Regions from separate parts of the Homo sapiens genome. Here region 2 is linked to region 1. Evidence: read pairs that join two places in POLR2A ChIA-PET (ENCODE). Cell type or tissue: MCF 10A. All regions are shown on one strand. Each heading gives the region's core, and the rest is flanking DNA. Links, peaks and the distances in the headings are about the cores only. Region 1 overlaps GCLC-AS1 (GCLC antisense RNA 1). Region 2 overlaps ELOVL5 (ELOVL fatty acid elongase 5).

Region 1 (16,300 bases), core at 4,632-9,631:
TCTTTCCTAAAAAGGACAAGTACAAACAAGCCCAGACTGTGAAGACTATGGTAAATACCTAACTCTTCAATGACCAGACACTGATGAATATCAACAAGCATCAAGACCATCCAGAAAAACATAATTTCACCAAACAAACAAAATAAGGCACCAGGGACCAATCATAGAGAGATAGGGATATGTGACCTTTCAGATAGAGAACTCAAAATAGCTGTTTTGAAGAAACTCACTGAAACTCAAGATAACACAGAGAAGGGATTTAGAATCCTATCGCGTAAATGTAACAAAAGGAGTGAAATATTTAAAAAAGAAACAAGCAAAAATTCTAGAGTTGAAAAGTGCGATTGACATACCAAAGAATGAATCAGGGTGATAACAGCAGAATTGATCAAGCAGAAGAAAGAATTAGTGAGCTTGAAGATAGGCTATTTGAAAATACACAGTCAGAGGAGACAAAAGAAAATGAATAAAAAAGAATGAAGCACATCTACATGATCTAGAAAATAATCTGAAAAGGGCAAATCTAACCGTGATTGGCCTTAAAGAAGAAGTAGAGAGAGAGATAGGGGTAGAAAGTTTATTCAAAGGGAATAATAACAGAGAACTTCCCAAACCTAGAGAAAGATATCCCTATTCAGGTACAAGAATGTTATAGAATAGCAAGCAGAATTAAAACAAATTAGACTGCCTCAAGACATTTAATAGTCAATCTCCCAAAGGTTGAGGATAAAGAAAGGATCTGCAAGCAACAAGAGAAAAGAAACAAATAACCTACAATAAAGCTCTAATATATCTGACAGCAGACTTCTCAGCAGAAACCTTACAGGCCAGGAGAGAGTAGCGTGATGTATTTCAAGTGCTGAAGAAAAAGAAATTTTATCCTGGACTAGTATATCCAGTGACAGTATCCTTCAAACACGAAGGAGAAAGAAAGACTTTCTTAGACAAACAAAAGCTGAGGGATTTCATTAACTCCAGACCTGTCCTACAAAAAATGCTAAAGAGAGTTATTCAATTTGAAAGAATATAAAATTAATGAGCAACAAGAAATCATTTGAAGGTACAAAACTCACTGGTAATAGTAAGCACACAGAAAAACACAGAATATTGTAACACTGTAGCTGTGGTGTGTAAACTCCTCAGATCTTGAGTAGAAAGACTAAAAGATGAACCAATAAAAAATAGTGACTACAACAACTATTTGAGACACAGAGAGTATAATAAGACATAAATCAACAGAAAGTTAAAAAGCGGGGGGATGCAGTTAAAATGTAGAGCATTCGTTAGTTTTCTCTTTGCTCGTTTGTTTCTCTGCTTGTTTCTCTTTGCTTGTGTATTAGTTTTCTTTGCTTGCTTGTTATTTTGTTTACACAATCAGTGCTAAGTTGTTACCGGTTTAAAATAATGGATTATATTATTTGCAAGTCTCACGGTAACCTCAAATCAAAAATCATACAACAGATACACAAAAAATAAATAGCAAGAAATTAAAACATACCAACAGAGAAGGTCACCTTGACTGGAAAGGAAGACAGGAAGGAAGGAAAGAAGGAAGAGAAGACCACAAAACAACCGGAAAACAAATAGCAAAATGGCAAGAGCAAGTCCTTACTGATCAATAATACCATTTAATGTAAATGGACTAAACTCTCCAATCACAGAGTGGCTGAATGGATTTAAAACAAACAAACAACAACAACAACAAAAACAAGAGCCAATGATCTGTGGCCTACAAGAAACACACTTTACCTATAAAGACACACAGAAACTGAAAATTGAGGAATGGAAACAGATATTTCATTCAGATGGAAACCAACAAAAGAGCAGAAATAGCTATACCTATATCAGATAAAATAGAATTCAAGACAAAACTATAAAAAGAGGCAAAGAATGTCATTATATAATGATAAAGGGCTCAAGTCAGCAAGAGGATATAAACATATGAACAGGATATATTTATATGTAAATATAATATAAATATATATCTATATTATAATTATAAATATGAAGATATGATATACACTTATAAATATGAAATGTCCCCTTATCATTGTATTGGGGTCTATGTTTATATCCTCTTGCTGACTTGAACCTTTTAACGTTATATAATGAGCTGCAAATATATGTTGTAAATATGTGTGCACCCACACTGGAGCACCCAGATATACAAAGCAAATATTAAAGCTAAAGAGAGACATAGACCCCAATACAATGATACCAGGACACTTCAACACCCTACTTTCAGCATTGGACACATCATCCAGACAGAAAATTGACAAAGAAACATTGGACTTAACCTGCGCTACAGACCAAATGAACCTAATAGATATTTACAGAACATTTTATGCAATAGCTGCAGAATATGCATTCTTCTCTTCAGCCCATGGATCATTCTCAAGAATAGACCTTATGATAGGCCACAAAAGAAGTCTTTAAAGATTCAAAAAAATGAAATTATATCAAATATCATCTCTGACCACAGTGAAATAAAACTAGAAATCAATAACAAGAGAAATTTGGAAACTACAAAAAAAAACCATGAAAATTAAACAATGTGCTCCTGAATGATCAGTGAGTCAATGAAGAAATGAAGAAGGAAATTTAAAAATTTCTTGAAACAAATGAACATGGAAACACAACCTAACAGAACCTATGGGATACAGTGAAAGCAGTACTAAGAGGAAAGTGTACAGCTATAAGCATCTATATCAAAAAAAGTAGAAGAACTTCACATAAACAAACTAACAATGCATCTTAAAGAACTATGAAAGCCAGAGTAAACCAAACCCAAAATCAGTAGAAGAAAAGAAATAATAAAGATCAGAGCAGAAATAAATGAAATTTAAACAAAGAAAACAATACAAAAATCAATGAAATGAAAAGTTGGGTTTTTGAAAAGATAAACAAAATAGACAAAGCTTTAGCCATACTAAGAAAGAAAGAGAGAATACCCAAATAAATAATACTGAAGATGAAAAAGGATACATTATAACTGATACTGTAGAACTTCAAAAGATTATCAGAGGCTATTAGGAACAACTATAAGCCAGTACATTGGAAAATCTAGAAGAAATGGATAAATTCCTAGACATAAAAAACCTACCAAGATTGAACAATGAAGAAATCCAAAACCTGCACAGACCAATAAAAAGTAATGAGATCAAAACTGAAACAAGAAAAATCTCCAGTAAAGAAAAGCCCAGGACCTGATGGCTTCACTGCTGAGTTGTACCAAATATTTAAAGAACAACTAATGTCAATCCTACTGAAACTACTCCAAAAAATAGGAGAGAAGGGAAAACTTCCTAACTCATTCTATGAGGCCAGTATTACCCTGATACTAAAACCAAAGACACACAAAAAATCAAACTAAAGTCCAATTTCCCTGATGAACATTAATGCAAAAATCCTCAACCAAATACTAGCAAACCAAATTCAACAACAGATTAAAAACATCATTTATCATGGCCAAGTGGGATTTATCCCAGAGATGCAAGGATGGCTCAACATGCACAAATCAATCAATGTGATACATCATACCAATAGAATGAAGGACAAAAACCACATGATCATTTCAACTGATACTAAAAAAGCATTTGATAAAATTCAACATCCCTTCATGATTAAAAAAAAAATCACTAAAAAACTGGGTGTTCATGGAACATACCACAACACAGTAAAAGCTATATATGACAGACCCACAATTATTATCATACTAAACACAAAAAAACTGAATGCCTTTCCTCTGAGATCTGGAACAAGATAAGGATGCTTACTTTCACCACTGTTATTCAACATAGTACTGGAAGTCCTAGCTAAAGCAATCAAACAAAAGAATGAAATAAAAGGTCATCCAAATTGGAAAGGAAGAAGTCAAATTATCCTTGTTTGCAGACGATATGATCTTATATTTCAAAAAAACTAAAGATTCCATAAAAAGTATATTAGAATTGGTAAACAAATTCAGTGAAGTTGCAGGATACAAAATCAACATGCATAAATCAGTAGATTTTTTTTTTTGAAAAGGAGTCTCACTCTGTCACCCAGGCTGGAGTGCAGTGGTGTGATCTCAGCTTACTGCAACCTCCACCTCATGGGTTCAAGCTATTCTCATGTGCCAGCCTCCTGAGTAGTTAGGATTACAGGTGTGCACAACCACGCCTGGCTAATTTTTGTATTTTTTGTAGAGACAGGGTTTTGCCATGTTAGCCAGGCTGATCTCGAACGCTTGGTCTCAAATGACCCTCCCACCTTGGCCTCCCAAAGTTCTGGGATTACAGGGTGAGCCACTGAGCCCAGCCAATCAGTAGTATTTCTACATGTCAACAGCAAACATTCTGAAAGGGAAATCACGAAAATAATCTTATTTACAGTAGCTACAAATAATATAAAATAGGTAGGAATAAACTTAACCAAAGAACTAAAAGATCTCTACAATGGAAACTATAAAACATTGATTCAAGAAATTGAAGAGGACATAAAAAACTGGAAAAATCAACGTTAAAATGTCCATCCTAGCCAATGCAATCTACAGATTCAATGCAATCCCTATCAAAATACCAATGATATTCTTCACAGAAATAGAAAAAAAATCCTAAAATTGACATGGAACCCCAAAAGACCCAGAATAGCCAAAGCTATCCTGAGCAAAAAGAACAAAGCTAGAGGACTCACATTACCTGACTTCAAATTATAGTACAGAGATATAGTAACCAAAACGCATGGTACTGGCATAAAAACAGACCAACAGACCAATGAAACAGAGTGGAGAACCCAGAAACAAATCCATACACCTAGAGTAAACTCATTTTTGACAAAAGTCACAGGAACACAGTTTGCTCAAAGGACAGTCTCTTCAATAAATGCTGCTAGGAAAACTGGATATCCATATGCAGAAGAATGAAACTAGATCCCTATCTCTTACTACATACAAAAATCAAATCAAAATGAATTAATGACTTAAACCTAAGACCTCAAACTATGAAACTACTACAAGAAAACATTGGGGAAACTCTCCAGGACATTAATCTGGGCAAAGATTTCTTGAGTAATACCCCACAAGCACAGGCAATCAAAGCAAAAATGGACCATTGGGATCACATCAAGTTTAAAACCTTCTGCACAGCAAAGGAAACAATCAACAAAGTGAAGAGACAACCCACAGAATGGGTGAAAATATTTGCAAACTATCCATCTGACCAGGGATTAATAACCAGTCTTATAATGAACTCAAACAACTCAATAGGGAAAAAAAATCTAATAATCCAATTTAAAAATGGGAAAAAGATCTGAATAGACATTTTTCAAAAGAAGACATACAAATGGCAAACAGGCATATGAAAAGGTGCTCAACATCATTGGTCATCAGAGCAATGCAAATGAAAACTACAATGAGATATTAGCTCACCCCAGTAAGAATGACTTTTATTCAAAAGACAGACAATAATGAATGCTGGAGAACACGTGGAAAAAAGGCCACCTTCATGCACTGTTGGTGGAAATGTAAGTTAGTACAACCACTATGGAGAAGAGTTTGGAGGTTCCTCAAAAAAAAATCTAAAAATAGAGCTACCAGATAATCCAGTAACTCCATGGCTAGATATATACTCAAAAGAAAGAAAATCACTATGTCCAAGAGATATCTGCACTCCCATGTTTGTTGCAGCACTATTCACAATAGCTAAGACTTGAAACAACCTAAGTGTCCATCAACAGATGAATGGATAAAGAAAATGTGGTACTTGTACACAATGGAGTACTTATCAGCCATAAAAAAGAATGAGATCCAGTCATTTGCAACAACATGGGTGGAACTGGAAGACATTATGTTAAGAATAAACCAAGCACAGAAAGACAAACTTCACATGTTCTTGCTTATTTGTGGGAACTAAAAATTAAAACAATTGAACTCACAGAGATAGAGTAGAAGGCTGGTTACCAGAGGCTGGGAATGGAGGGGCAGTGGTGGAAATAGGGATGGTTAATGGGTACAAAAATATAGTTAGATCGAATGAGTAAGATCTAGTATGTGATAGCACAACAGGATGACTACAGTCAACAGTAATTTATTGCACATTTAAAAATAACTAAAAGAGTATAATTGGATTGTTTATAATGCAAAGAAAGGATAAATGCGTGGGGTAATGGATACCTCATACACCCTGATGTGGTCATTACACATTATATACCTGTATCAAAATATTCTGTGTACCACATAAATATATACACCTACTATGTACCCACAAAAATTAAAAATTAAAAATAAGTTTTTAAAACATTAAACATAAGCTTTTTTTAAAAAAAATGATTGACATCTCCTGAATTCCCCAAATAATCTAGCCAGCTACCAGACCCTTCTATTGCTCTAGATCAGGGGTGTCCAATCTTTTGGCTTCCCTGGGCCACACTGGAAGCATTGTCTTAGGCCATACATAAAATATAACACTAATGATAGCTGATGAGCTAAAAAAAAATATTTTGCAAAAAAAATTTCATAATGTTTTAAGAAAGTTTATGAATTTGTTGGGCTACATTCAAAGCTGTCCTGGGCTGCATGCAGCCTGCAGGCTGGGGGTTGGACAAGCTTGCTGTAGAATGTTCTGTGGTGACTCATTATTAAGGTACACCAGGGGAGGGGAAGGATTTTTCCCAACGTCTTTTGATTCTGTTCTTACTCTTTAAAATATTTGAAATATGAAACAACAGAAATATGTTTACTGCTATAACCATGGCACCTTGAACAATGCCCAGCCTATAGGAGGCACTCAATAAATTTTGGTCAAAGAATGAAGGAACACATAATTCTCACAGTGTAAGGCAAGCACTATCCAATCACACCCCTTTCTCATCACTCCAGAAACTTCTTTCAGTCAGACCAATCTTCCAAAATCACTTTCTTTCTCTGTAGATAAAGAGAACAGAGGCAGTGTTCCAGTCGCCTCTCTCAGGAGTAAGGCAGATCTCTTCCTGTCTCATGCCACACCTCAGCCCTTTAGAAACAAGGTCCCTGAAGCAGAAACTTTCAAACGTTCTATATGAAGGCCCCTTCCAACATGCTGTGTTATGGCGTAACACATCCAGCCTCATCAGCTAACACCCTTGCTGGGACCAAAGCAAAGTCCTGGGCTGCAAGTGGATGTGGGAGTTAGTAAACAGCAGCCTCAACTGTTGCACAATTTTGCCAAGGGCCATATTAGTTCAGAACATAGAATTCCCTGTTCCATGCTTAGGAGGTCACTCTGAGATGCCTGGCCTGTTTTGTTTCACGGTGTGCTGATGGGTAAGCAGTGATCAGATACTTAACAGAGATAAGATTGAATTGGGCCTGCAGGAACAGGCCCTTCTCAGAGAGAAGGGAGCATTTGTCAGAGACTCTGTCCCATGTGTCCCAGCCTTGCTCACGGCAAGGAGCTTCACGCTTTGTGGCGATTTCACTCTTTTGTCCCTACTTCCTTGTGCAAACTGCCCATTTGTTCATGAGCCTCCTTCTCTTCCTTCAACCTTCCCAATCCAGGAGCACAGGCGTCCACTTTTGCGTGTAATTGATCCCATCTTCAGGAGCAGTAGCTTCCTGAGCCTTCTGCTTCTGAGCCCAGGAAAGAGAATATAATGGCTGCAGAAGAAAGCATGGGTCTGGACTAACTCTTCTCTCTGTCAATGATAGTGTGTCTCTGAACTGACCTCTCCTCCCACAACCTGCTGGCACACTGGGCTCACCTCCCACCCAGGAGAACCCAGCGGGGCTGGTCTGATGGTGAGTTGTGCATTGGGCACATTTTAGCCTGGCCTCGAACTACGCACAGGCTCACCACCTCTTAGCCTTGATTCCACTGATATCAACTCTCAGAAACTCAACGGAAGACGCAAAGCCAGCCACTCCTTCGTACCATAGCACATGCTGTTTCCTCAGCCTAGAATTTTTCTTCCTCCTTATCTGGGGGATGACTCTTCTCATTTTTCAAAACTGAGATAAGTATCTCTTAAAGTCCAGAATCTTTACTTTCACTTGCAAATGTCACAGTGTCCTGGCCAGAGCTACCCCTCTGACCTAATTTCCCAATACCCTCTCATCTCACTGCTCAGGTCACACTGGGCTCCTTGCCATCCCTTGAGCTTCCAAGCACACCCTGCCCATGGCCTTTCCCCTTGTGATTTCCTCATCCTGGAGTGCTCTTCTCCCCACTCTTCACGTGACTCACCCCTCTTTTCATTCCTTTTCCTACATAAATGCCACCATCTCAGGAAGCCTTCACTGATCCCTGATTAAAATAGTGTGAGCCCACTCCTACACACGCACTGTCTCTCTACACCCCCACCTCCTCTATCTTCTTTCATTGCGCACACCATGATCTGATTTTATGTTAGATATTTATATGTAATGTTCACTCTCTGCCTCCCCAGTGGGATGTAAGTCCTGTGGCTGCAGGAGATTTTGTGTTCATCACAACATCGTAAGCCCCTGGAACAATTCCTGGCAGACAGCACTCCCTAGTAAATAGCGGCTGAGTAAATGTTGCTTCAACTTGATTTCTAACTTGGTATTCTATTGCCTCTAGGCAGTTCTGTGAATAAACAGAAAACTCTAGGTAAGGTTCATGTAGATTTGACTCAAATGATATGTGCATGTCTATATGTGTGAGTGTGCATGCGTGTGTGTGTATGTATAAATGTGTATATATGCACATGTGCATGTATTTGTATGTGTGTATACAGAGTTGTCCCTCAGTATTCATTGGGGATTGGCTCCAGGATCATCTGCAGATACCAAAATCCACAGATGTTCAAGTCCCTGGTATAAAATGGTGTAGTATTTGCATATAAGCTTTGCACATCCTCCTATATACTTTAATTCATCTCTAGATTACTTATAATGCCTAATGCAATGTACCATGTCATTTCTACCATGCTATTTATATTATTTTGTGTTTTCCTTCTGTATTAAGCCAAGTTAACAAATATTTAGCAGGAAGATATTTCTAGGAAGCTTAGTTTAACTAAATGAGGTTTTCCAACTCACTCATCATATTTTGTCCTAAATTTCATATTGGTGTTTTGTCTCTTCTGGAACTGTAAGCTTTCTGGAGACACTGACAGGTCTGATTCACTTTATTGTGCACCACAGTAATTAGATAAAGAGACGAAGCAACATCTCATTGTGTCTTAAATACTTCAGGCCTGGCGTGGTGGCTCGCGCCTATAATTCTAGCACTTTGGGAGGCCAAAGTGGGAGGACCATTTGAGGTTGGGAGTTCAATAACAGCCTGCCAACATGGTGAAACCCTATCTCTACTAAAAATACAAAAATTAGCCGGGCGTGGTGGTGCGTGCCTATAGTTCCAGCTACTCAGGAGGCTGAGGCAGGAGAATCGCTTGAACCCAGGAGGCAGAGGATGCAGTGAGCTGAGATCACACCACTGCACTCCAGCCTGGGCAACAGAGTGAGAGTTGGTCTCAAAAAACGAAAACAAAAACAAAAAAAAACAAAAAACAACAAATGCTTCTGCTGATATCCCTCTGCTATCCATGATGAAGTCTCGTAGCTCTCACCATGCTGCTTCTATGCTCATTGTCTCCATTCTCTAGCCTTCGTGAAGAAGTGTGGCTCTTCTCTGAGATTAGACCCTTTACCTGAGCGCCTGCCTTAGGCCTTTTCCCACCAACCAGTCTTTTCAAGGACTCTTCCTTTCAAGACCCCTCCCCTCTGTAATCCCAGACCCTGAAACCCCTTTGCTTCACCCTACTCCTTTCTCTTTCTCCCTTTTTATTTTTTTATTTTTATTTTTATTGTTTTTGAGACAGAGTCTCACTCTGTCACCCAGGCTGGAGTGCAATGGCGCGATCTCGGCTCACTGCAACCTTTGCCTCCTGGGTTCAAGCGATCCTCCCACCTCAGCCTCCAGAATAGCTGGGACTATAGGCATGTGCCACCACACTTGGCTAATTTTTTTGTGTGTGTTTTTAGTAGAGATGGGGTTTCACTATGTTGGCCAGGCTGGTCTCGAACTCCTGACCTCGTGATCTGCCTGCCTTGGCCTCCCAAAGTGCTGGGATTACAGGTGTGAGCCACTATGTCTGGCCTACTTTCTCTCTCTTTTATGCCATTTTCTTATTTCCTTTTACTGCTTTTTGAAAGAATGTACTATATACTTATTTAGTCATTTAACTAATGGCAGAGTCGGTTACATGGGCATGTGGCCAGGTGCAGGGCTCTGTGATCAGAAGGAGGCCCAGGTTTGGGATTTAATAATCTGCTGTTGCTGTCTTAGAGTTCCTAATAATTTCGTTTTTGTTTATTTCTTTGTTTGTTTGTTTTACCAGAGACAAGTTCTGGCTATGCTGCCCAGGCTGGTCTCAAACTCCTGAGCTCAAGTGATCTGCTGGCCTCAGCCTCCCAAAGTTCTGGGATTACAGGCATAAGCCACCGACCTGGACAATAATTTCACTTTGAAATGACTTGGGAGTCATGATGCAGGGAGAGCTGAAGTCATGAGAATGCAGGTCTGTGAGGAGAAATCTAGAGACAAACAGGAGAACCAAGCAATCAATCTGGGAACTTTTTCAATCAATGGAGGAGATAGGAACCAGCAAAGAAGCTCTGAGCTGGCCTTCGAGTAAAGAAGGACAGTTGAAGTGTTAAAGATTAGTGGAAACAAAGATTCCAAAAAGCAGGGATGGGGACCGTGTTAAATGCTGTGGAAGCTCCAGAAAGATGCTGGGAAGAGAGGTTTGGATACAGATGGGAGGTTCTTGATGAGACTGTTTGCATTTACGCCTGTTGTCCCAGGATAATTATTAGTAGCATCTTTTTTTCACCCTCAGAAGCATCCCCATTTGGCCACCCTAGATATTGGTAAACTTTGAAAGACAGTGTCAGTTGAGCGGTTGGAAGTAAAAGCCAGACTTCCCCGAGTTAAGGAGAAAGATGAAAAAGTGGAGGCAGGGCCCTGTCCTTCTTCACAGCTCAGGGGTCCCCAATGGAATCGTTTGAGAGTGAATAGAACAGAGGAATAGGACAATGACTAGCTTTATGAAGAGGCGTCTGCTCTTCCATTTACTTGTTTTTGTTTCAATGAAGGTAAAGATAAAAATAGAGAGGTTATCTGCCCTTATACTAAGAAGAATAAGCGCAGTATGTTCTCCTGCTACGTGCTGTGTTCTTTGTTGGAATGAATGTGTGAAGTTCCAACATGAAGTCTGCAGGAGCTTTGGCTGCTCTTCTCCAGCTGCAAGACAGTTCGGAGAGCAGGCGGCAGGCAGCAGCCCCACCCTAGTGAGAGTTTAAAGCACTTTCCCCTTTCTATTGTTTGACAGGGAGGGGTGGAGTTCAGAGCAATCAAAAGGACGCTGCAATGGTTTTGCATTGTAATTTTATTACTTAATATATTATAAAATTTAGTTAATTCTAATTAGTTTGTGTGTGTGTGTGTGTGTGTGTTCATCTCCTTATTTTCTGGAGTGTGAAATGGTAAGAGCATTTTTAAAGCCAGGGCTTATTTACTAAAATGAACCCTTTTTTCCTTTCTCTGAGATGCATGAAACCAACAGAGAAAATGTATTTGAAGAGGGGGTTTTTAGGGTTGAGTAAATTAGAAGAGGATGTCATTTTAAGGAAGAGAAAACATGTTAGTGAGAGGAAGCTGCTTCATTTGTTTAAAATGTACACACAGATGGGAAAGTTATACAAATGATTATTCAAATAAAAGATAAAAAGGACATTAGAAGCTTGATATATCACTTATGCGAATCCAGTGCTTTTCTGTAGAAAAATTACCTCCCTGATCCTTTTCTTCTGTGGGATCTAGTGGTCTGGCTCATAAGATGTGAGGGAGAAGCAAGTGTAGGACAGGCTTTGGAACCACCTGCTTTCAGCCATAAGGGGCTTCCTTAAGGGGCACAGCAACTACATGTCTCTAATGAGTGACAATCCCATGGTGGAAGAAGTGAATACTAGTAATGAAAGTTGTGGCAGTTCTCTCAGGAGAGTGTCAAAAAATTGCATTCACTTTCATAGTCTACCCCCCCAGCATACTTCAAATGAATATAGTGTATTTCCCCATCTTTGCCTTTTGCAACATATTTCCCAATTAGGGTTACCAAATTTAGCAAAGAAAAATGCAGGGTATCCAGTTAGAGTTTTAGAAAAACAAGAGAAAGGTTTTTTTTTTCATTTTTCAACTTTTAATTTTTGTGGGTTCATAGTAGGTGTATATATTTATGGAATGTATAAGATATTTTGATATAGGCATACAATGCATAATAATCATATCAGGGCAAGTAGAGTATCCATCACCCTATGCATTTATCCTTTCTTTGTGTTACAAACAATCTAATAATATTCTTCTAGTGATTTTTAAATGTGCAATAAATTATTGTTGACTGTAGTCATCCTATATGTCTGTTTATATGCCTGTACCATGCTGCTTTGGTTACTATATCTCTGTAGTGTAATTTGAAGTCAGGTAATGTGATTCCTCCAGTTTCATTCTTTTTGCTCAGGATAGCTTTGGCTATTTGGGGTCTTTTGTGGTTCTATATCAATTTTAGGATTTTTTTTTCTATTCCTGTGAAGAATGTCATTAGTATTTTGATAGAGGTTATACTGAATGTGTAGGTTGCTTTGGGTAGTATGGACATTTTATTTTTATTTTTATTTTATTTAAACAGAGTCTTGCTCTGTCACCCAGGCTGGAGTGCAGTGGAGCAGCAATCTCAGCTCACTGCAACCCCCGCCTTCGGGATTCAAGAAATTCTCATGGCTTAGTCTCCTGAGTAGCTGGAGACTATAGGCATGTGCCACCATGCCTGGCTAATTTTGTACTTTTTTATAGTAGAGACAGAGTTTTCGCATGTTGGCCAGGCTGGCCTCAAACTCTTGGCCTCAAGCGATCCTCCTACCTAGGCCTCCCAAAATGCTGGTATTACAGGCATGAGCCACCATGCCCAGCCCTTGCATGGACATTTTAACAATACTGATTCTTCCAAGCCATGAACACCAAATATCTTTTCATTTTTTGTGTCTTCTTCAGTTTCTTGCATCAGTGTTTTATAGTTTTCATTGCAGAGATCTTTGACTTCTTTTGTTAAGTTTATCCCTAGGTATTTTATATTATTTGTAGCTACTATAAATAAGATTACTTTCTTGATTTCTTTTTCAGATTGTTTACTGTTGGCATATAGACATGCTACTGATTTATGTATGTTGATTTTGTATCCTCCAACCTTACTGAATTTGTTTATCAGTTCTAACAGTTTTTGCGTGGAGTTTTTAGGTTTTCCCAAATATGAGATCCTATCACCTGCAAAGAAGGATAATTTGCCTTTTTCCTTTCCAATTTGGATACCTTTATTTCTTTCTCTAGTCTGATTACTCCAGCTAGGACTTCCAGTACTATGTTGAATAACGGTGGTGAAAATGAGCATCCTTGTCATATTTCAGGTCTTAAAGGAAAGGCTGTAAGTTTTTCCCCGTTCAGCATGATATTAGCTGTGGGTCTGTCATATATGGCTCTTACTGTGTTGTAGTATGTTCCTTGAATACCTAGTTTTCTGAGGGTTTTTATTATGAAAGGATGTTGAATTTTATCAAATGTTTTTTCAGCATCAATTGAAATGATCATTTTTGTCCTTCATTCTAATGATAGGATATATATCACATTGATTAATTTGCATATGTTGAAACATCCTTGTATTTCTGGAATAAATCCCACTTGGTCATGATGAATTATCTTTTTAATGTATATTTGAATTTGGTTTGCTAGTATTTGGTTGAGGGTTTTTGCATTAATGTTCATTAGGGATATTGACCTATAGGTTGCTTTTTTTTTTCAGTGTGTTTGTCTGGTTTTGGTATCAGGGAAATATTAACATTGTAAAATGAATTTGAAAGTACTGCAATCTCTCATCTGAATTTTGGTTCTTATGAAGGTGCTTTTTATGTGGATATGTGTTCAATTTGGTATTCCTGTGGGGAGGACAATTGGTGGCAGCTCCTATCCAACCATCTTGCTCTACCTTCCTTCAATAACTTCTGACTTGCCAATCCACTGGGGGCTCAGAGTAAGAGAAATAGGTAAGTTTGTAACTGGTATCCCAAAAGGTGAATAGACTTTGAAATAGGAAGAGGACTGTTTAAGCCAGTAATCAATAAGTTTCAGCTTTTCCTGGTTGTGTTAGTTTCCTGGATCTGCTGTAATGAAATATAATATAATAAGCTGGGTAGCCTAAAGCAACAGAAATTTATTCTCTCACAGTTCCAGCAGTTAGAAGTCCAAAATCAAGGTGTTAGCAGGGCCATGCTCCTGCTGAATGCTCTATGGAAAAATTCTTCCTTGCTCCTTCTAGTTTCTGGTGGTTGCTGGCAATCCTTGGCATTCCTTGACTTGTGGCAGTGTAAGAAGGGTTGATAAATGGGCAGACAGGCTTCTCAGGAAAGGTGTGTTTCACCAAGTTGTGCACTTTCAAAGGAGAAGTGAGTAAACAGAGCTCTATGCAGAGGAAATCACAATAGCAAAAGCACAGTGTGGGGCCAGAGAGAGAGGTAGAGTGGAATGGGGTAGATATCTGTTCCTGGGTCAGAAAATTGTCAAGGTACATGGTGGGGATGATGGGAGGTACATTTAAAGGCTTAGGTTAACGCTACATTAGGGTAGGCCTTAAGGGGAAGCTGAAAATCTTTTCTCCTCTATATGACCAACTTCAGGTGCCCAGCCAATGCTTGCTTCTGTGCCTTTGTGCCTTGGCTTGGTTTCCTTCTCTTAGACAAATAGGGAGCCAGGCTGGGATGGAGGAGGCATCCAGGAGGCCTGATGCCTTTGTCTCTTTGCCCACGGTCTCTACAGAAGGATGACCTAACCGATGCTAGAAAGGAAGAGAAGTAGGTAGAGCCAGAGAGGAAATGAAAGAACCATTTAAGGAGCCCCTTGTAATGCACTTCTTGTTCATGCATTATCTCATTTCATCCTCACATTAACTTTAGAAGGTAGGTATTGTATTGTTCCCATGTTCCAGCTGATGACACTGGGGTTCACTCAGGTCACATGGATAGGTAGAGTCAGGATGTGAATCCACATCTAACTCAAAGTGGGGAAAAATGATGAGACAAAGAGTAAGATTTCTGAAAGAGACTAAGTACGAGGGTGGTAGGAAAGGCAATGATTCAGGTGCATGAAATCCTGGAGAACAGTTTTGTTCCTAACCAGCTTTAGTGCTATGTGAAGGCAATGTATGAAAGGCCTGTTAAGGCTAACCTGATAGAAATACTGTGCAATAGACTTACGTTTTACTTAAGGCAGTAAACCTAAACAGATCTCTTATCTCCCCTTACCTGCCCCACTTTGCTCTTTTTCTCTTGTGCACTAAAGATGAATGAATAATAATAGCTCTTCAAAGTATGCTGGGTGGAACCTTTTCTATTTCCCATGAAAATTAATTCTTTATTGAGTTTCTGCTCATATGTTTGAGAGAGAAATCTTCACTCCCCCCACCAAACACACACACACACATACTGCTCGCTACTGTTGATTAAGCAATAGCTATGTGCCAGGCAAATTTTCACATATTCCATTACTAGTTCAGGTGCAAATGTAGGCTATGACACTCTTAGGTACTGTGAGGATGAAATGCTGAGTTCATTGTCCAATAGAAAGGACTGTAAAATTATGCCTGTTTTCACCACAGACCTTTGGCCTCAGAGACTTAATTGCAGTGTTCAAGTCATCCCAGTTCCTCCTCATATAATTGAGAGATATTAAAAGCCTAACCTGTTTTTTGTCAGTTTTGATTACAGTTATTCAAAAGAGTGGCAGAAAGCAGCTCATCTTATATTGATTATAAGGCCCATTTCCACCCTTAACACAACTATTGAAATCATTTTCTACACTTGATAAACGATGCTAAGTGAAATATCATCTCTTCTGAGCTCTCCTCAGATTGCCTTTGTGGAAGGAAGATTTGTCCCAGATATTATGGAGCATTTGCTCATTTACCATGGTGTGTGAATCTGTCCTCACAGGAGATCAATTCACTTCTAAATGATCATGAGAAGGCATTCAACACGAGAGTTGGCTTACTTTATTACACTTTTAACCTCTCAAGTAAGCTGGTTATACCTGAGAAGCCCTTTGTTCCTTCCACAGTTGTACTCACTGAGCACCTCACCCTAACTGGAGAGGTCAGAATGCATTCTTGGAGTCATCCCAGTTGTGGGCAAGGGAATGGGGCTGAAATCAAGAACACAGGCAGAGAATAATTGGTCAGAAAGGACCAGACACAGGGCTGAATTCAGAGAGCTTCAGTGAGAGGT
Region 2 (16,300 bases), core at 6,874-11,873, 160 kb after region 1:
GGCTGGCATGAGGACTGAGATTATCCTTGTAAATATACAGCAGAAAGACTGGCACATAGTAAGGATAGAGTGAGTATTAGTTGCTATTATCATTATTATGTTCTGCAAAGAAAAGGACTTGAAAATAAGGGGGAAAAATCCATCATTTGAAATAGTGGGCGGGATTAGGTTTTTATTTTATTTTATTTTATTTTTTTTAATTTTTTTTTGTTCTCATCTTTTTTTAAAATTTTATTATTATTATACTTTAAGTTTTAGGGTACATGTGCACAATGTGCAGGCTTGTTACATATGTATACACGTGCCATGCTGGTATGCTGCACCCATTAACCCATCATCTAGCATCAGGCATATCTCCTAATGCTATCCCTCCCTCCTCCCCCGACCCCACAACAGTCCCCGTGGTGTGACGCTCCCCTTCCTATGTCCATGTGTTCTCATTGTTCAGTTCCCACCCATGAGTGAGAACATGCAGTGTTTGGTTTTTTTGTCCTTGCGATAGTTTGCTGAGAATGATGGTTTCCAGTTTCATCTATGTCCCTACAAAGGACATGGACTCATCATTTTTATGGCCGCATAGTATTCCATGGTGTATATGTGCCACATTTTCTTAATCCAGTCTATCGTTGTTGGACATTTGGGTTGGTTCCAGGTCTTTGCTATCGTGAATAGTGCCACAATAAACATACGTGTGCATGTGTCTTTACAGCAGCATGATTTATAACTGGATTAGGTTTTTAAATGGTTATCTGGTTCTCTTGGAGAGACGTTAATGGGATGAGAGAAATCACTTTGGAAAGCTTCCTTATAAGCATTCAGTCATTAGCAGACCATTTAGTGAAGGAAATAGCAATTTGCTAAATAATTCAACCTCCTGAAGTGTGTAATTCATGTTTGAGCATAGCTGGCTTAATGTTTTCTTAGGACAGCAGGAATACATGAGTCCCTAAGCAAATGTGTGGGTTAGGTCGTAGCTTAAGGATGAACTTCTTACATTTAATACTATGAACTTAATGTACAATTTATCTTTCTTATTTTTCCCTGTAAGAGAACATGTCAGTACAGTGAATTTCCACTAACTTGCACTCCACTAATTCAAACTATATGACATGCCTCCTAATCGAACAGGTTATGAAACATACACGAGACTATAATCAATTTATTAATAAAATTAGTAAAGTGAAGGTCTAGGTGAACAGAACTTTCCATATTCTCTTCTTGCAGTCTGCTTGCCACCCCTCACACACCCGCAGCCCCCATGCTTCCTCACTCACTACATGGCACCCCCCTCCAGTGTGAGAAGCCAAGAGCTTGGACTCCCCCCTCTCCCTCACCTTGCCCACCCTGGACATCTCTCCCATGTGACCCCTGCATTCCCTCTCCTGCTGTGCCTTTGGAGGGCCCCCATCTCTCATCTGGACTCTTGCAGTCGTTTTTTTAACCAACCTGATGCTGATCTCACCCTCTTTTCAGCCTCTCGCCCCAACTGTCACCCCTTCTTTACCAACCCCCCAGTTTAAAAACAAACTCTGGAGCTCTTACCTCCTTCTCCAACATTGTTTTTCACTTTTTCATCTCTGCCTTCTGTCTGATCCCCACTAGCAAGCCTTAAATATTACTCTCTTTGCAGAGCTTCACCTGACCCACTGGTCCCCATACAGAATTGACTGCTCTGTATTAATCCCCCCACCCCTACCCATCCTTTTCTCCTGTACATACCTTGTCATGGCACATAGATCACTTTATTACAGTTATTTACTGTTTCTCCTTCCCTTGCTAGAGACTTTTGACCTTTCTGAAGGCAGATTTGTGGTCTTGTGGATTTCTGTGTCTCCAGTGCCTGTGACAGTGTGTTAAATGTATGTTTGATGAATGTGTGCTTCTGATGATGATAAAAATAGCTGCCACGAATTGAGGTGTTTGTGCATTATGCCAAGCACTTCATACAATTTTATTATCTCATTTAATCCTCACAGCAACTCCATGAGGTATAAGCATTATTGTCCCCATGTTTATGAGTTGGGAAACTGAGGTCTATATAGTTTTAGCAGCTTGCCCAAGGTAATATTACAGTGTATGCTATTACAGTATAGTTTCAGAGCCTAGAGAACTCTAACTGAAATTATGCATATTACAGATTACATCTTTCTCATAGAAATGGTGAGAATCTAGTCCTATTGCTGCCACTTCATTATGAGTTAAGTAAAGTATTTTAGGGCTGGTCTGGAGATCTGTCCTCCACTGACAGCTAGGGTTTTTAACTTGGGGACTACTGGGATTTGGGCGACCCTGTAAATGTCAGTCAGTTTAATCCAAACTCTCTGTCATTTTGAGATGGAGAGAATTTCCCTTTTGCTTTAATCAGATTTTCACAATTGATATGGAACCCCCGGAAATTTAAGAACAACTAATATAACATTTCTCCAAAAAATTATTTTCCAAAGGCCAGATGACTAATTTACAATAGTACAACCCTTTCATAAAGTGGAGATTATGTGTTTTGATAACTTGACTATATGAATGAAAATGATTCATCTTAGATACTAGGTTTTTTAAAAGTGTCAATTTTCTTTAGACTCTGTAAACAGTCATTCGTTTATCTCTTAAATGGAAAACTGCTTCTCTGTTATGGACCGAAGGTTTGTGTCCCCCCACTCTCAATTCATATTTTGAAACCCTAACCCCCAAAGTGATGCTATTAGAAGGGTGGGGCCTTTGGGAGGTAATTAAGTTTAGATGAGGTCATGAGGGTGGAGTCCCTATGATGGGATCAGTATTTTTATAGGAGGAAGAGGGACCAGTACTCTCTCTACCCATCCCCATGTCCCCAAGTCCCCAGGAGGATACAGCCATCTGAAGCCAGGAAGAGGACCCTTACCAGGAGCCTAATTTGCTGGCACCTTGATCATGGACTTCCTAGCCTCCAGAACCCTGAGAAGTAAATGTTGTTTAATCTAGCAGCATGTGCTATTTTCTTTATAGCAGCACAAGCTGGCCAAGACCCTCTCCTTTTCTTCTCCAACCCAGTTGCAATTTATTAAATTGTTCATGTATGTGAAAAAAATCATTGGAGAAAAACATAATACATTTTAAACATGTCACTGCTTCTGTAGTTACATTAATTTTCTTCAAATAATTGTTTTCATTGGATTTTGCATAGGAAATATGTGATAGCTTTTCCAAATCAAAGTAGGATATTATGTACTATTTTATATCCATCCCCTAGCTCCTGACCAGTAAAATGTTCTTGCCTTTCAAGGGTGGGTGTGTGTTAAGCTGTTGTTAGTTTGTGCTGATTTTTTTTTCTTTTTAATTTTATTTTTTTCACTCAAATTATGACATAAGACATCAATTTCTGTGTTTTGAAGTGAACTGAAAATATGGGTCATGACTGGAGGAATAGCTAGATTTCTGAGCTGAAGGGAAAGGACCAGGTTCTCTGTCCCTACCACTTGCCATAGTGCCTTACACATTTGGTGCTCAGTAAAGGCATATTGTTAAACGATTATATATGCCATTTTACAATCTCAGTTCTTTTCCTAAAATTTTCATATGATTGACTTCTCCAGGAATGCATTTCTATAATTTCTATACAGGAATAGGTATTTGTTTCTCCTTCACTCTGTCCTTAATTTTCATTTTGGAACCTGTTGGTGTCTCTCCCTTGGTGTTCTGGCTGTAGGTGGGCACCTAACTGACTTCATGTTAATTTGATCACTGGCTTTCCTTCGTTTTGTTACAGCTAAATGGCTCTATGACAGCCTAGAGTTGAATTTTGGTACTTGCAGAGAATTGAAATGAAGGAAAAATCATATTAGCCAGTCGGAATATTCAGTTACATTAACATGACTTGCTAAAATCCTTGCAGTTCCACTAAAATGTAATCACCTTAGGACCCAATTCTCAATATTTCACCTTTAGTGATTATCAAGGAGGTTTTAAACACAGTGGCTCATTTGTTGAATGTAGCACTTGGTGAAAAGAAGAAAAGCATTGCCAAGAAGAGATCTAATCTTGCTGGATAATTTCCAAGGAGGGTTACAGAAGACGTCACCTCAGCCTTTTCTGGGAAACATCCACTGTGCTCTGAAGAGCTGTGGGGGTTGAACAGCTCTTTGCTAATGGCAGGCAGCAAAAAGCCCAGAGCAGAGCACAAGCGTGGTGGCATCACTCTTCAGTAAGCTATAGTCACATAGTGACTGCACATTGTAAAAGTGCTGCTTAACCCTTTTTTGCTTCTCAGTGCATTGATAAGAAAATGATCCAAAAGATGGAAGAAAGCACAGTTTTTTTGTTTTTATAATATGGTAAACTTTTATTATTTTTCATTTTCAAAAACATCTGGAATCTGACAGTCTAAAACTAAGTTTTTAGCCAGGCATGGTGGCTCATGCCTGTAATCCCAGCACTTTGGGAGGCTGAGGCGAGAGGATTGCTTGAGCCCAGGAGTTCAAGACCAGCCTGGGCAACACAGCGAGACTCCTTCTCTACATTTTTTTTTTTAATTAGCTGGGAGTGGTGGCACATGCCTGTAGTCCCAAGCTACTCAGGAGGCTGAGGTGGGAGGATTGCAAGAGCCCGGGAGGTTGAGGCTGCAGTGAGCCATCATTGTGCCACTGCACTCTAGCCTGGGAGACAGAGTGATGTCATATCTTAGAAATGAAATAAAACTAAGTTTTCTATGTACCATGTATTAAAAGGAAAATGGCAAGGAAACTAATTGCAGGAACTTATATAAAGCAGTAGAGTCATAATAAATTTATAAACTTTTATCCCAATTATCTGTGCCTGCTCATCTACAGTATTGTAAAGTGAGATTTGGCATTTATAATTCTGACTCTGAGATACCTCAGGATCACAAAATGCCTCTGAATCATCAAAGATTACATTTTAATCAGGAGGATTTTATTTGGTATCTTTCATGATTTTCTTACTGTTTGACAGCGGGCCTCTTTGTGAGATGTATGATTCCTCGAAGTTAATTAGATCATTGGGTTGATCAAAACAGTATCCCCATCACCTGAGTAGTCTGAATAAGAAAATGTTTACTGGGAAGCTTCATCAGACCACTGTGAAAATGAGTATTTGAAACACCTGCATTTAGGTAAAGTCTTAAACTTTTGTGAATGGAGTCATAGTTCAGACTATTCCTTGCCAACATAAACCTTCCTTTACAGTTACAGGTGCCAAAAAAGTCACCACCACATGTGATTGGGTTGGGGAAGTTGATTGAATTTTTAAAAAATCAAATGCTCAGCCTAGTTTGTTTTTCTCATGGTCGTAGATTTTTTTAAAAAATTGAACTTTTTGAGAGAATTGTAGATTCATATGCAGTTGTAAGAAATAATACAGAGATCCCAAGTACTCTCTACCCTGTTTCCCCCAGTGGTAACATTGTACAGGACTGCAGCACAATATCACAACCAGCATACTGACATTAGTACGGTCCAGATACACAACATTGCTATCAGCACATGTGGCCTTCATAACCACATCCTCTTCCATCCTGCCTTCACACCCTTTGTAACCCCAGGCAATTTGTTAATCTCTTTTCTATCTTTATAGTTCTGTCATTTCAAAAGTGTTTTATAAATGGATGGCCCTTTTCACTTAGCTTAATTCTTTAGAGATTCATTCAGGTTGTTGAATGTATCAGGTTTGTTCTTTATTGCTGAGTAACGTTCCGTGGTGTGGATATACCATGGTTTGTTTTAACAATTCACCTGTTGGAGAGTATCTTGTTTGTTTCTAGTTTCTAGCTAGAATAAAGCTGCTGTGAACATTCGTGTACAGGTTTTTATATGAACATAAAGTTTTCATTTCTCTAAAATAAATGCCCAATAGCTTCATTTGAATTATGGCATGATATTTAATTATATTCCTATACTATAATTTCTGTAGCAGAAGGTTACTTCTAGGTTACGGAAGGTTTCATCTAGAAGGTTACTTCTAGATGGATACTTGAAGGCTAACCACCTTTCAGTTTTTGTTACAAATATCACTGATGACAATCATAAGTCAATCTTAGTGCACATCTGCTTGTATTTCCTTAGTGTAGATTGCTAGCAGTAGGCTTGAGTGTATAAAATATTAAACCTTTTTTTAAAGTACCTCTCCTTTTCTTAAAGTTATTTTTAATTTTTAAGTATATCTAATTGCAGAGCATTGTCATTACCTTAGAAAGAAACATCATAAACAGTATCGGTCACTTCCCATTCCTTCGTTTCCCCAGCCCCTGGCAACCACTGATGGATCTGCCTATTCTGGACATTTCATATGAATTGAATCATCTGTGGCCTTTTGTGTCTGGCATCTTCCACTTTGCATAATGTTTTCCAGATTCATTCATGATATAGCAAATGTCAGTACTGTCTTCCTTTTAATGGCCAAATAACATTCCATTGTATGAATGTACAACATTTTGTTTATTAATTAATCAGTTGATCGACTTTTGGGTTGTTTTTACTTTTTGACTGTTATAAATAATGTTACTATGAATATTTGTGTACAGGTTTTAGAGTGAATGTGTGTTTTCATTTCTTTGGGTATATACCTAGGAGTGGAATTGCTGGGTCATATGGTAATTCTGTGTTTCACTTTTTGAAGACTTGCCAAACTATTTTCCACAGCAGATGTACCATTTGACAGTCCCGCCAACAGCAAGCGCCTGAGTATTTCACTTTCTCCATCTACTTGGCCAGTATTTGTTATTTTCTGTTTTTATGATTATAGCTACCCCAGTGGTTATTACATGGGTCTTTTTTTAAAAAGAGCTGTTTTGGCAACACTGCCTTGCTTACCTACCAGGTAGGACAGCCACAGGAGCGCTGTTTATGTTGAAGTTTCCAGTGGTGTCAGTTGGCTGTCTCTAGGCTTTTGTGGAAGAGAAAATTGTGTAACTGCCTACCTCTCCTGCCAGAGCACCAGACTTGATGTGAAGTTCTGTGAAGAGCCCACCCAGTCACCTGTCAGCTCATTTAGCCACACTGGAGAGTCTGTTGAGGTACAGAGGGGAGTTACCAGTGTCGTTTGTGGACTCAGTTGCTATTTTGGAACAGAAATTTGCAGAATCCTTTAAGCTGAAAAATTTCCATGCTAGTATGTATCATATGAATAGCAATTATTTACCCTTTCACAGAAAAAACCAACGGTCTTTTCTGTGTGTATTGTGAGATAAAGTCTGGAGGGGTTTGTGGTTTTCTTTTTAGTAGGTAACAGTTCGAAATTTGTTGCAGATCATAAGCTGCCAAATAATAGCTTTAAGATGTACTTTTAAAAATCAACTGTGTGATTGGCTGGGTGCAGTGGCTCACTCCCGTAATCCTAGCACTTTGGGAGGCCAAGGCAGGCAGATTGCTTGAGCCCTGGAGTTGAAAACCAGACCAGCCTGGGAACAGAGCGAGACCCTGTCTCCAAATTAACAACATCAACAAAAAAATCAACTTGTGATAATTGTAAAGAGCACAAGTTTTGGACCAACTACAAATTTAAGTAACTTAACTTTGTGAGCTACTTAACAGTAAGTAATGTGATTAAGTCTTCCCAGTGTGCCCGAAAATTTTTTGATTTTAGCACTGAAAGCCTTACATCCCGGAAAATCCCCCAAGAAAAACAGAACAGTTGCCTACCCTAAGCCATATAAACCTAGAGTTAACTACTTAAGATCTCTGAACTTTAGTTTCCTCGTCTAGAAAATAGGGATATTTCCTTAGTGAGTCTTTGAAAAGCCAGCTACGTAGTAGGCTCTTAGTAAATGTTAGATCCCTTGTCTCAGGCTAGTAACAAAAGTGTTGTATTGTTTTCCTAACCAAATTCTATACTTTAGATAATAAGCCTTTTCACTTCTCTTCCCAGTTCCAGTTAAATCGAGGGGGAGGGTTTATATTTTATTAGGCCGTGCTTGTAATTGGTGCCTTAATTATGTGTGGTAACCAAAAGGAAGGCTAGCAAGGGGAAGTAGAGTTGTCTTGTAAGAACCTCTTCTTCCAGCCCCACTGACCTTGTTAATTTCTAAGGCTTTTATCTATTGTTAACAAATTACCCCCAAATTTGCCACCTTAAAATGCAGAAACATTTACTGTCACACACGTTTTCTGAGGGTCAGAAGTCCCAGCAAGGCCTACCTGGGTGGTTTTGTCTCAGGGTCTTTCATGAGGCTGCATTCATCTGAAGCTGAGCAGGCCAGAAGATCTGCTTCTGAGCTCATTCAGGTGGCTGTTGGCAGGTGGCCTATTTCCTGCCACATTGTCCTCTCCCTAGGACTGTTTGCAGCATAGCAGCTGGCTTCCCCCAGAGCTAGTGGTCCTAGAAACACAGACAGAAACATGCCAGCTGACCAAGATAGAAGCCACAACATCTGTTATCACCTAATCCCAGAAGCGACATACCATCCCTTTTGCTTTATTCTGTTGGTCACACACACAACCCTGGTTCATCGGGAAAGGGCACTACATAAGGGTGTGAGTATCAGGTGTACCAGGATCTTTGGGGGCATCTTAGACTCTGCCTCCCATAGATACCGTATTTACTTGAAGAAAGCTTGAGGTCCTGTAGTCTAGGTAATGAAACGAATATAATAGGAAGCAGCTCAGTTTAGGATTGATGATAATAGAGCCAGAGCCCACGTTTCTCAACCAGTGTTCAGGTTCTTCCTATCACCCATCTTGCCTCCTTCCAAGGAATGTATGGAATTGTCCTTGGCCAAACATTTGATTTGGCAGCAGCAGCAGCAGCAGCCTGTCAGCAGTGTTCCATACTGCCCCAGTTCAATATGATGAAACAGGGAGTTACTAAATTCCTTTCTGTGTCCCAAGAACAGCTACTAGGGATTACAAGGAGCAAGACAGATACGTTCCTTGTTCTCACAGAGCTTTATAGACTTGGCCACTGTTGACTCCTGGTAGTAATGGTGTTATGGATCTCCTCTACTGATAGTAATATTTCTGCAACAGCATCCCCCAAAAAAGAGCTTACCGGTAAAAAATCCATCAGGTGCAGGATGGATTAATGTATGCTTGTTATGTGTGATGTGTACCATGTCACACAGTGTTTGAAAAATATGAGAACTGATCTCTATCTTGATACGAGGTTTTATTTCAGCTTGAGAGATGTTTGAAAAAATATGATTGCCTCCCCGCCCCCCGCCCCACCTGCGCATCCCCTCCCCCCAGCTGGTGGAATTAGAGGAAACAGGGAATTGCTGCAGAATTTGTTGGAATAAAAAATAACTTGTCCTTGAGACCATCATCCTAGTCTAGGCTCTGTCTCTGTAATACAGTGTATGGATACCGTCTGGGTGATAAAAATTAAAGGGTGGCAGGGGATTTTAGTAAGAGTCCAAAACTTAATTGATATATATAGCAGTGGTTCCCAAAGCAGGCTGTTTCCCAGAATTACCTAACGATCTTTTCAAAAAGATATTTCCTAGCATCTATTGAATTAGAATTTCTAGGATTGGATCCCAAAAACCTGATTTTAAAGCTGTTAGGTGATTTTAAGATGCAACCAGATTTGAGAGCCCATTGATATGAAACTCTAGAAAGTCATTCATTCATTGATCCACTCATTATTCATTCATTCACTCTTAGTTTCAATGAGCAATCAATAATTGGTCAGGCACAGATCCAGACACTCTAGCGATAAAATGGGAACACCAGAGGTTCTGCCGTTGAAGAGCTTAGAGCCTAATAGGATGTGGACAGATAAACAGATAATTACAGTATAACTGATAATCACAGCACTTAAAAAATAAGCCTGTAATTTTATCACTGATTGAGATACAGTAGAAGTGATGATGAAGAGTATGAAAATGAGGTCAGGGAGGATTGCTGCCCCTTTACTTCCCATCTAGGTCTTAATTACAGAGATCTTAAAGAACTCTGTTACCAAACATCTTCTTCCAAACAACTTTTTTTTTTAACTTGATAATGTTATTTTAAAACTACATAGTTCTGTATCTTTTTCTCGTAAAACTATATGAATTCAGGCAATACTAACACATGTCACCATCTTTTATGTAAATACATGAAGATGTCCTCTTGAGAGACTGCATGGGGTATTTTAAGAATGATAGGCAATAGAGTTGGAGATGTGGTTCAAATTCTGGCTCCACCCAACCTCTGTGACTTTGGCAACTCAGCCCCCTTTTCAGTTATGGTAAATGAATAAGTTTATTGGCCATCTATCATATGCTAGTTGCCAGGAGTACAAAAAAAAAGGCTTATCAGATGCAGATTTATTTCTGCTCTGTACTAAGGTTGGGATAGACACTGGCCTGCTCTTCTACTCACAGAGAAGTCAGTGACCAGCATCTCCTTGACATTTCAGAGGAATTTATCTAGAGTCTTTTATAAATCCCCAGATTCACAAGTATCATTTGTGAGTCCATGCCAAATAGAAAATAACAGAGCTGTGAGGTATGGATGTGAGCATGTTTCACTGCCATGGACCTTGCAGGGAACTCCAGTTTATGCCTTAGCAAAACTCTTCCATAAACATTGAATATGAAACTGATCATTGTCAAAGGTCTCTGTAATGATGATAATAATAGAAACATTTTTACGGTACTTGCTGTGCCACACACTATTCTAAGCATTTCACATATCTTAACTCATTTAATCACATGAGGAAGTTAATGTAATTACCCTCATTTTACAGTCTAATAAACTAAGGCACAGAATGTTAAGTAACTTGCCCAAGGTTACACAGCTAGTAAGTGGTGAAGCAGGGATTTGAACCCAGGCTCTCTGGCTCCAAAGTGTATGTTCCTAACCACTACCACCCAAAAGTGGTTGAGCCACAGATGTCTTTGCACACTGCTTACTAATTTGTACTGTGGCAGAGGTCATGTCTGTCTCTGTCACTTTCCTGTTCCTCACAAGCAATACTGCTTGACACAAAGTAGACACTCATTAAATAGTTTTTAACTCAGTGAGTCAACTGCCTTTCAAATGGCTGGTAGCCTGAAAAGCAGTCATTCTGAGAATCATTGGACACACAGAAATAAAACCAGTCAGGAGGATGACTAACTCCTGCACCTGATGGATTTTTTTTTACCTTGCTTCACTGCAGCCTTGTGGGCATTAATTAGTTACTGTCAGCAAAGTTCTATGTGAAAGTGGAGTTCTAAGTCCAACTGCAGCAATCTGGCCTTCACCCACCAGCAAGGAGCATTCTGTGTGTGAATTATCGTTGTCTTTTTCCAAATAACAGTGTGCTTCACTCAATTAAAAGTTATCACCACTTCTTCTTCTAGTTTCAAAAGAAAATTAAGTTGGCAGCTTTAAGATGATAAAACTCTACAAGAGTAATTTTCTACAGTGGTGAACCCTTTTCTGAATGCTCGTTTGTTGTGTGGATTGTTGTAAATGGTCCTTGTCTTGACTCTGCTGAGAACTGGGGGAAGAACTTTGAACTTGACTGTACATTTCTTCTTTAGCTGTGAATAAGAATTCCCCTAGAATAAAGTTCTAAAATCATGTTACCCTCCCGCTACCAACTGCTGAAAAAATGTTCTATATCTGAGTTTTTAAGATCAAGTGTATTTGTGTGTTGCCTTTCAAGACTAGAATACATCTTTGTCTCCCAGTGGGGAAGAAATTTCCTTGAATGTTTAAGAGGTGTGTGTGTTTGCCCCTCTCCCCTCTCTCTCTCCCCTCTCCCTCTCCCCTCTCTCTCTCCCCTCTCCCTCTCCCCTCTCCCCTCTCCCCTCTCCCCTCTCCCTCTCCCCTCTCCCCTCTCCCCTCTCCCCTCTCCCCTCTCCCCTCTCCCCTCTCCCTCTCCCCTCTCCCCTCTCCCTCTCCCCTCTCCCCTCTCCCCTCTCCCCTTTCTCCTCCCCTTTCCACGGTCTCCCTCTCATGCCGAGCCAAAGCTGGACTGTGCTGCTGCCATCTCGGCTCACTGCAACCTCCCTGCCTGATTCTCCTGCCTCCGCCTGCCGAGTGCCTGCAATTGCAGGCGCGCGCCGCCACGCCTGACTGGTTTTCTTATTTTTTTGGTGGAGACGGGGTTTCGCTGTGTTGGCCGGGCTGGTCTCCAGCTCCTAACCGCGAGTGATCCGCCAGCCTCGGCATCCCGAGGTGCCGGGATTGCAGACGGAGTCTCGTTAACTCAGTGCTCAATGGTGCCCAGGCTGGAGTGCAGTGGCGTGATCTCGGCTCGCTACAACCTCCACCTCCCAGCCGCCTGCCTTGGCCCCACAAAGTGCGGAGATTGCAGCCTCTGCCCGGCCGCCACCCCGTCTGGGAAGTGAGGAGCGTCTCTGCCTGGCCGCCCATCATCTGGGATGTGAGGAGACCCTCTGCCTGGCTGCCCAGTCTGGAAAGTGAGGAGCGTCTCTGCCCGGCCGCCATCCTACCTGGGAAGTGAGGAGCGCCTCTTCCCGGCCGCCATCCCATCTAGGAAGTGAGGAGCGTCTCTGCCCGGCCGCCCATCGTCTGAGATGTGGGGAGCGCCTCGGCCCAGCCGCGACCCCGTCTGGGAGGTGAGGAGCGTCTCTGCCCGGCCGCCCCGTCTGAGAAGTGAGGAGACCCTCCGCCTGGCAACTGCCCCGTCTGAGAAGTGAGGAGCCCCTCCGCCCGGCTGCCACCCCGTCTGGGAAGTGAGGAGCGTCTCCGCCCGGCAGCCACCCCGCCCGGGAGGGAGGTGGGGGGGGGTCAGCCCCCGCCAGGCCAGCCGCCCCGTCCGGGAGGGAGGTGGGGGGGTCAGCCCCCTGCCCGGCCAGCCGCCCTGTCCGGGAGGTGAGGGGCGCCTCTGCCCGGCCGCCCCTACTGGGAAGTGAGGAGCCCCTCTGCCCAGCCAGCCGCCCCGTCCGGGAGGGAGGTGGGGGGTCAGCCCCGCGCCCAGCCAGCCGCCCCGTCCGGGAGGGAGGTGGGGGGGTCAGCCCCCTGCCCGGCGAGCCGCCCCGTCTGGGAGGGAGGTGGGGGGGTCAGCCCCCTGCCCAGCGAGCCGCCCCGTCCGGGAGGGAGGTGGGGGGGGTCAGCCCCCCGCCCGGCCAGCCGCCCCGTCCGGGAGGTGAGGGGCGCCTCTGCCTGGCCGCCCCTACTGGGAAGTGAGGAGCCCCTCTGCCCGGCCACCACCCCGTCTGGGAGGTGTACCCAACAGCTCATTGAGAACGGGCCATGATGACAATGGTGGTTTTGTGGAATAGAAAAGGGGGAAAGGTGGGGAAAAGATTGAGAAATCGGTTGGTTGCTGTGCTGTGTAGAAAGAAGTAGACATGGGAGATTTTTCATTTTGTTCTGTACTAAGAAAAATTCTTCTGCGTTGGGATCCTGTTGATCTGTGACCTTACCCCCAACCCTGTGCTCTCTGAAACATGTGCTGTGTCCACTCAGGGTTAAATGGATTAAGGGCGGTGCAAGATGTGCTTTGTTAAACAGATGCTTGAAGGCAGCATGCTCGTTGAGAGTCATCACCACTCCCCAGTCTCAAGTACCCAGGGACACAAACACTCTGCCTAGGAAAACCAGAGACCTTTGTTCACTTGTTTGCCTGCTGACCTTCCCTCCGCTGTTGTCCTATGACCCTGCCAAATCCCCCTCTGCGAGAAACACCCAAGAATGATCAATAAAATAAAATAAAATAAAATAAAATAAAAGAGGTGTGTGTGTTTGTGTGTGTACATGCATTTTTTGTTTCTGTTTTTGTTTTTTATGGGCTCACACTTTACAAAGTGTCTTTACTGATCATGTAGTAGAAGAGAAGAGAGCACCTCTGTTAGAGTTCCAGATAACTAGCACTGAGAAAGTTTTCCCCGAGGAAATGCCATCTGTAACTAGGATTTAGTCCGTGTTTTAGGATGCTGCCATTGTGGAGTCAGGTGTGCCATTTTCTTTTCTTTTTATTTTGTAATAACAGGTGTATCTCCTCATTTATAGTATCACCAATAGATAATTATTATACTCATAGGACAGATTGGAGTACTTGCCGTTAAAGAGTTTGGACTCTAAGGAGTTGCAGAGTTTGTTCCCATAATACCTGAACACAGAAGTATCTAGCTCATGTAAAAGTTGAAGTTGCTGTATACTAAATGAGTTGTCTAGACAGCAACAAGAGGGGCAGTGGAGTGGAAGTAGGCTTTGTAACACCTAATCTGGGCCTTGGAGAAAGGGTTGGAAATGAAGGCAAGAGGACAGGGAGGAAGGACCACAGATAACAGCCACTGGTGTGACTCTCCACTTGTTAGAAGGATGTTAGAAGGTGTTAGAAGGATGTCCTTCTCCAGCGATGGTTAAAAAGTGCTTTTTAATTAACTAGTAGCAGCCAAGGAGCAGGAAGTGGAGGCTTCTGTGTTGACCCTAAACGTATTTTTGTACAACAATTTGATTGTTGCAACATTTAAAAATTTCCCCTCCAATTATCCATTATACCGGAATGAGGTTGTTCTGCCTTCTTCAGCCGTGGAGCTAACCTGTGGCAGTGCTTTGTAGAATCTATCAGTGCCCCAGTTTTGCAGTTACTCATCTAAAACCCCAAATAGAGCTGTGTTTTTTGCCTTCGTGTATGATATATGGCAGGAAAAATGACTTTATCAGAGAATTACAAGAGTTTGTTACTTCCTTAGAATGGAGGTTAGAAAGTATAGGAATTCTGCAGGGGGAAGAAAGAGAATAAGCATAGATTCAGAGTGTTAGGATGACAGTACACAATCAGATGTACCACTGTTGGTGCGGTAGATATTTTTGAGCCAAGATTTAATCCAGAGTTATCATTTATTTAAATGCCAACACTTTAACATGAATTCTGTCGTCAAGTTACTTTCATTTCTAAAGCTTGTTAGTACTTGGATCTTCTTTCCTTTATGGTCTTCACGACATTTTGAATTTTAACATTCCTCAGCAAGGTGTGGTTTTATTTGGGAACTGATTTTCCCAACCTAGAAAAATCTTTTTAAATTCTAGAATCAGGGTTGTGACTACCAAATTAAAGCACCATTTAATTTTTCATTCTGTGTAACTGGCAGCCAACTTGAAGAATGTTCCCATGCCTGCCTAACGTTAACGAGTTGACTGATAAAAGTGATGGATGGGAATGAGAGAAGAGAAAATGCAAGGAAATCTCAGTCTGATTCCTTGCAGCACATGGGTTTGTAAACTCAGCTGACTCATTTTTAGGTGAACAATAACCGTTAAAAAAAAAGTAAAGCAGGATATGATGAAGTTAAGCTAGACAATAGCTAAACGTTTTTAAATCAAAAGGAATGTGACTTGACTGATACCACAGGAAAGGGAGCTTTCAAAGCAAGCTGACTGCTGCCTTAGAAGCCAGACAAACCAAGACTTGGCCCTAAAAATATCTTTACTGTTTTAGAGTCAGCAAACAGCCTGGTTGTGGGTTTAGGAAATAAACTTTTCTTTAATATAATTCTTATACCAACTCTTTACTATAATGTATATTTTTAAAAATCTTGATACCTTTTAAAACAGATTTGCCTTAAGATCCCAGTACTTTTCCTTTGCTGGGCAGCTTTGTCACTCTCTCCTACCCCAGGTAGAAATGGCCAAGATGCTTAATATTTGCACTCTCCTTGAGACGTACTTCATCTTGAGAATTGTGACTGTGCCTTCTCCTCATTAACCCCAACCACCTCCTTCCGTTGTTGCCACCTACCCCCATCCCCTCATGTTCTGTTGTCCTTGGGAGCCAAGTGGAAAGGAGGTGGAGGGGGACTGATTTGCTGTAAAGCTTATTGTAGTGTCTTTTTTCAAACATGCTTCTAGCAACTAGTTTGATTATTAGTTCAAAGTGAGCACTGATGTTGACTTAACCTCCCACACGTGATTCACCTGGGCATATACTTGCCCCTGGAGGGAGTTGAACAGTGGACAGATGGATTTTCCACATGAGCAGGACTCTCTTTAGGGCTTTGGGTTTTGTTCTTTGTTCTGCTCGTGTTAGTATTTCCAGGTTTTTGTATTCCAGGCTATGGTAGTTCCAGTCTTTCTCTCGAATTCAGGCCCAAGGATCCTAAAATTCTACAACACTTAGTATAGTACATGGGGAGGGAACTAGCCAGGAGCGCAGAACTGATCCATGGTGGTGGGGGTGAGTCAGACGAAGGTGTGCTGAACTCCCTCACACTCTCTTGCTCCTTTCAGCTGTATCTTTAAATATAGGGTAGTTTATAAAGAGAATGGTCAGCTCCAGTCAGTTTTTTGTAGTGAGATACTTAAAATGAGACACAATTATAATATAGTTGCATGGTTACCAAAAACACTCCAGAATCTTATAATGGGAAGCGGCTTTTTAAATTAGGAGTGTCTTTTGGAAAATGTGCGTTAAAAAGGAATTCTTTAAAATT

The links. Peaks named below come from ENCODE experiments on the same cell type or tissue, not always from the same donor. Only the 100,000 strongest peaks of a DNase experiment are listed, where the experiment ranks them.
Region 2: POLR2A ChIA-PET joins it to region 1 with 15 read pairs; 3 of 35 experiments call an interaction of 5 or more read pairs at or near these places.

The regions. Positions count from the first base shown.
Region 1 is chr6:53,456,857-53,473,156 of GRCh38, reverse strand. The region is part of intron 2 of GCLC-AS1 (GCLC antisense RNA 1); the gene reads right to left. Among named protein-coding and RNA genes, the nearest start is that of GCLC-AS1, 34 kb to the right of the region's middle. In MCF 10A, for the core only: no CTCF peak of the experiment used is centred there; DNase peaks (open chromatin) are centred at 6,606, 7,146 and 8,116.
Region 2 is chr6:53,301,734-53,318,033 of GRCh38, reverse strand. All of the region lies in intron 1 of ELOVL5 (ELOVL fatty acid elongase 5), which reads left to right. Among named protein-coding and RNA genes, the nearest start is that of MIR5685, 33 kb to the right of the region's middle. RefSeq lists a silencer at 5,289-5,583 and enhancers at 7,914-7,963, 8,054-8,163, 13,140-13,663. In MCF 10A, for the core only: no CTCF peak of the experiment used is centred there; DNase peaks (open chromatin) are centred at 8,773 and 10,993.